2 separate regions of the Mus musculus genome follow, and region 1 is linked to region 2. A link is a loop called in an ENCODE intact Hi-C map of the cell type or tissue named here. Cell type or tissue: left cerebral cortex. All regions are shown on one strand. Links, peaks and the distances in the headings refer to the core of each region. The heading gives the core; the rest is flanking DNA.

Region 1 (2,924 bases), core at 161-2,660, 150 kb before region 2:
AGGTTAGTGAGAGTTATATTGTGAGCACCTATATTAAAAAAACATTATTCTATGAAGGCCTACACTCCGCTATGTACCACTGGTAGGCGGAAGACACCCAGAGGTCTGCCTGCCTCATGCCCTGCCCTCAGAGGGAGACAATACAAAATGAAAAGGTATGGTAGAGAGTGGGAGAGAAAGAGAATTGGATCAGTTTTAGTAATATGAACAAAGGAAGAACTGGAGATGTGCACATGGAGAAGAAAAGCCTGATGTGAATATCCTGTCCTGGCACCTGAGACAAAGGTTGATTGTCTTGGCCTGTAATAGCTCTGAGGGCCATGTTTGGGTCTGTGGCCATGCAACGTAAGGGGGTTGTATCAATATTGATGTGCAATACTATAAGCAAAAAATATGTGCACATCTTGTTATATGCTGGCACCTCTGACTACTTTTGGGTAAGATCTGTACTTGGTCCTGGTAGCACTTTAGAGCTGGCTCTGTTGGTTAGGAAAATGAAAAGCCATTCTGAGGGCATGATCAAGGGAGAGCTGCCCTGTCCCTCATCTGCCACAAGGTGGCTTGGCCATAGGAGAGATGTAAAAACAAACCTGAGAGTACACCTCACATCAGTCAGCAAGGCTAAGATAAAAAACTCTAGTGACAGAAGATGCTGGGGAGGACGTGAGGAAAGAAGAACTCTCCCCCATTGTTGGTGGGATTGCAAGCTGGTAAAATTACTCTTGAAATCAGTCTGGCAGTTCCTCAGAAAGTTGGACATTGTATTACTGAGGATCCAGCTATACCATTCCTTGGCATATACTCAAATGATGTCCCAATATATAACAATGACACATTCTACACTGTGTTCATAGCAGCCTTATTTATAATAGCCAGAAGCTGGAAAGAACCCAGATGCCCCTCAACAGAGGAATGGATACAGAAAATGTAGTATATTAACACAATGGTATACTACTCAGTTATTAAAAAAAATGATGTCATGTAACTATTAGGCAAATGGATGGAAATAGAAAATACCCTGAGTGAGGTACCTAGTCACAAAAGATCACACATGGTATGCTCTCAGTGAAAAGTGGGTATTAACCGAAAAGCTCAGAATACCCAAGATACAGTTCACAGAGCACATTAAAGTCAAGAAAAAGGAAGACCAAAGTGTGGGTGCTTCAGTCTTTCTTGGAAGTGGAAACAAAATACTCATAGTAGGAAATATGGAGACAAAGTATGGAGCAGAGACTGAAGGAAAGACCATCCAGAGACTGCCTCACCTGGAGATGCATCCCATATACAGTCACTGAATGCAGACACTATTGTGAATGCCAAGAAATACATGCTGACAGGAGCCTGATATAGCTTTCTCCTGAAAGGCTGTGCCAGAGCCTGACAAATATAGAGGTGGATGCTAGCAGCCAACCATTTGACTCATCTCAGTGTCCCCAATGGAGGAGTTAGAGAAAGGACTAAAGGAGCTGAAGGGGTTTCCAACCCCATAAGTAGAACAAGAATGTCAAACAACCAGAAAAACCCTAGAGCTCCCAGGGTCTAAGCCACCAACCAGGGATTACTAATGAAATGACCTATGGTTCCAGCTACATATATAGCAGAGGATTTCCTTGTTTAAGGACAATATGAACAGAGGCCCTTGGTCCTGATAAAGATCAATTCCCCAGTGCTGGAGAATGCAAAGGCAGGGAGAGCAGGAGCGGGAGAGTAGATGTCTTAGTTAGGGATTTACTGCTGTGAACAGAAAACCATGACCAAGGCAAGTCTTATGAAAACCAACATTTAATTGGGGCTGACTTACAGGTTCAGAGGTTCAGTCCATCACCATCAAGTTTGGAGCACAGCAGGTATAGTGCAGGAGGAGCTGACAGTTCTATGTCTTCATCCAAAGGCTCCTAGTGGAAGACTGACTTCCAGGCAGCTAGGGTGAGGAACTTATACCCACACCCACAGTGATACACATACTCCAACCAGGTCACACCTCCAAATGGTGCCACTCCCTGGCCCAAGAATAGATAACCATCACAGTAGGTAAGTAGGTGGGAGAACAAGCTCATAGAAGCCGTGTGGGGGGGGGGGGCGGAGGGGGGAGGTGGGTTGGGCATTTTCCAGGGATTGTTTGACCTGGAATGGGGATAACATTTGAACTACAAATAACAAAAATATCCAATAAAAAAAGCGAGTCAGACTTTTTCCTATTGCCCATTGACAACTTTAGCAGATGAGAGAGCTGGCTCCAAGATCGTGAGAACCAGAGTGCTCATCCCATTCATCACCAGCTTCAGCACTCAAGAAATAGGTCCTCCAGGTTGCCTAATGGTGTGAGTATAGCTTAGCTCGCCCTTTGGGCATGAAAGCAAGACAGTTGTTCCCAGTCTTTGCTTCTAAGGCAATGAATGGATGATCTAACCAGTGCTGGGAAGTTCATCCTGGCCCTATGGGTACAGAAAACCTGACAGATAGAGCAATTCAGCTACCAATCAGGTCTTGAACCAGGCCCACCCTAATATCGTCTCTATCTCAGAACTGCTGGAGTGCATGAAGGGACTATTCCTCCTGATCCAAAGGTGCAAGAGCTCTATGATATAAGTAACAACAGAATATCTGAGTAGAGTCCTAGTGAGGAACAAGTATTGATAGTATAGCAAAAGCCAGAGGCCTTGAACCAGACTAATGACTCAATGCAGTGAACATTTGCAGGTAAAGATGTATAGACAAAAGTATATACTGTATGATGCACTATAACAAACTGTTGCTTCCACAACAAGCTTTTTTTTAAATTTTTAATCTTTATTTTTTCAAGGTTATTGAAAAGATTGCATGGTTCTGTGTGACTATCTAGTGGTGCATTTTCTTTAGATCCTGTAGGTCTCTATTCACACAGATTCAAGTTTCACAATGGAATTCATCTGCCACTAATATTG
Region 2 (2,924 bases), core at 141-2,640:
TTATGCCCACACCCACAGTGATACACATACTCGAACCAGGTCACACATCCAAATGGTGCCACTCCCTGGCCCAAGAATATACAAACCATCACAGTAGGTGGGAGAACATGCTCATAGAAGCCGTTGCGGGGGGGGGGGGGCGGCGGCTGGGTTGGGCATTTACGAGAGATTGGTTGACCTGGTATGGGGATAATATTTGAACTACAAATAACAAAAATATCCAATAAAAAAAAGAGAGACATATTTTTCCTATTGCCCATTGACAACTTTAGCAGATGAGAGAGCTGGCTCCAAGATCGTGAGAACCAGAGTGCTCATCCCATTCATCACCAGCTTCAGCACTCAAGAAATAGGTCCTCCAGGTTGCCTAATGGTGTGAGTATAGCTTAGCTCGCCCTTTGGGCATGAAAGCAAGACAGTTGTTCCCAGTCTTTGCTTCTAAGGCAATGAATGGATGATCTAACCAGTGCTGGGAAGTTCATCCTGGCCCTATGGGTACAGAAAACCTGACAGATAGAGCAATTCAGCTACCAATCAGGTCTTGAACCAGGCCCACCCTAATAACTTCTCTATCTCAGAACTGCTGGAGTGCATGAAGGGACTGTTCCTCCTGATCCAAAGGTGCAAGAGCTCTATGATATAAGTAACAACAGAATATCTGAGTAGAGTCCTAGTGAGGAACAAGTATTGATAGTATAGCAAAAGCCAGAGGCCTTGAACCAGACTAATGACTCAATGCAGTGAACATTTGCAGGTAAAGATGTATAGACAAAAGTGTATACTGTGTGATACACTATAGCACACTCTTGCTTCCACAACAATCTTTTTTAAAATTTTTAATCTTTATTTTTTCAAGGTTATTGAAAAGATTGCATGGTTCTGTGTGACTATCTAGTGGTGCTTTGTCTTTAGATCCTGCAGGTCTCTATTCACACAGATTCAAGTTTCACAGTGGAATTCATCTGCCCTAATATTGGCAGTGAGGACTGAGTTAGTTTTCTACAAACATGGAATGAACTTTGTCAAGTAACTCTTGAGAGTGGGATTTTTTAACTCTCTAGGTACTTTTTACACAGCTCTATCAACCAGGAGATTTGCATATTGCTCCCTAGGGAGGACCTCTTCTTGCAGGTGCAGGGTAAAAGCTCACTCCTCTTTCTGTCTTGATTACTTTTGACTCACCATATCAAGTTCGCAGAATGAGGTTCTCTGCTCAGCTTCTGGGGCTGCTTGTGCTCTGGATCCCTGGTAAGGAGACAAAGATGAAGAAGGAGAATTTTGAGGGAGGGGGATTTCTGAGACATGATGATAAATATGTATGTTCTGTACATGTCTGAGATATACAGTTCTGTTCTCCAGTAAAGGACTTGTGAGGTTCAAAGTGTGAAGAGATTAAGGTCTGTTTTTCTGTGACAACTCTGACAGTTCCAAAGCCAAAAGTCAAATGCTAGAGACTCTCTGTGCTTCCTCTACATGCATATTTTATGTGGAGCACTTTTAGAGTATGAGTGAAAGACATGAACAAAATAAGTAGAAAAAAATAAAGGAAAGAAATTCACTTCATCGTATCATTTTTTTACATAACCAATTAATTCTCTTATTGCAGGATCCACTGCAGATATTGTGATGACGCAGGCTGCATTCTCCAATCCAGTCACTCTTGGAACATCAGCTTCCATCTCCTGCAGGTCTAGTAAGAGTCTCCTACATAGTAATGGCATCACTTATTTGTATTGGTATCTGCAGAAGCCAGGCCAGTCTCCTCAGCTCCTGATTTATCAGATGTCCAACCTTGCCTCAGGAGTCCCAGACAGGTTCAGTAGCAGTGGGTCAGGAACTGATTTCACACTGAGAATCAGCAGAGTGGAGGCTGAGGATGTGGGTGTTTATTACTGTGCTCAAAATCTAGAACTTCCTCCCACACTGATACAGCCCTGAACAAAAACACCCTTGCCTCAGTTGACAAAGCTGCCTGGTAAGTTCTTTGTTTTGGGTGTAACATGATGTTTCCAGCATGGGAAAGTGAATATTTTTTTTTAAGAGATTCTTGTTTTCCTCTGAATTTCACCTAAGAAAAATGAAGCCCTAGGAAATGAAACATTCCATGAGGGTTCATGCTTGAAGAAGATGCAGCAACTTCTCTGCAGTAATGATATTTCATAAAATGCCTTATTCGATAGGAACAAGTGCACTCAGTTATGATTAGTGGTAGGCAGGACCACACCTTGGCCAAGACGACATCAATGTGCATATTGGTAGCCTTATATTTTATCTTCAATCTCATTTCAGGACTCGTCTAGTTCTCTGGATGTATTTGTCCCACCTTCCAACGTATCCAGATTAAATAACTTTTTTCTGACTTTTACTTTCATGTAAGCTTATTGATAACATGTTGCTATGCCAGGCTTGGGAAACATTTGTTGATTCCATGTGATGCACCAATAGAAAATGATGTAAGACTTTGTAAGAAATAGATGTTGAAAGAGTCAAAATAGTGGGTATCTGAGTCCTTAGAACAAATGGAACCTATGCATTCAGGAATTATTAACTAGAATATACATAGAATAAAACATATAACAAAATTAATCAAAAAATCTAACAAATGGATCCATAATGTAATCATTAATAAACAGACTGCCATGAAAAGTTAAAATGCAAATAAAAAATTAACAACTACTGGCTCTTTTTTTCCCCCCCTTGGCTTTTTGAGACAGGGTTTCTATGTATAGCCTTGGCTGTCCTATAACTCACTCTGTGCACCAGGCTGCCCTTGAACTCAGAAATCTGCCTGCTTCTGCCTCCCAAGGGCTGGGAGTAAAGGCATGCACCACCACCACCCGGCTAACTACTGGCTTTTATTATCTTTATACCCCTCTTCTGTAATAATGGTCCCTGAGCCTTGGAAATGACATGTGATATAGATG

What was found. Hi-C counts contacts between places; a loop is a spot of excess contacts. Peaks named below come from ENCODE experiments on the same cell type or tissue, not always from the same donor. Only the 100,000 strongest peaks of a DNase experiment are listed, where the experiment ranks them.
Region 1: a loop joins it to region 2, with 8 times the contacts of the local background. A loop is called at or near these places in 22 of 42 quality-filtered maps.

The regions. Positions count from the first base shown.
Region 1 is chr6:68,148,738-68,151,661 of GRCm38, forward strand. It overlaps Igk. Among named protein-coding and RNA genes, the nearest start is that of Gm24911, 350 kb to the left of the region's middle. In left cerebral cortex, for the core only: no CTCF peak of the experiment used is centred there; a DNase peak (open chromatin) is centred at 1,346.
Region 2 is chr6:68,301,240-68,304,163 of GRCm38, forward strand. It overlaps Igk and Igkv2-109. Among named protein-coding and RNA genes, the nearest start is that of Gm25833, 230 kb to the right of the region's middle. In left cerebral cortex, for the core only: no CTCF peak of the experiment used is centred there; no DNase peak of the experiment used is centred there.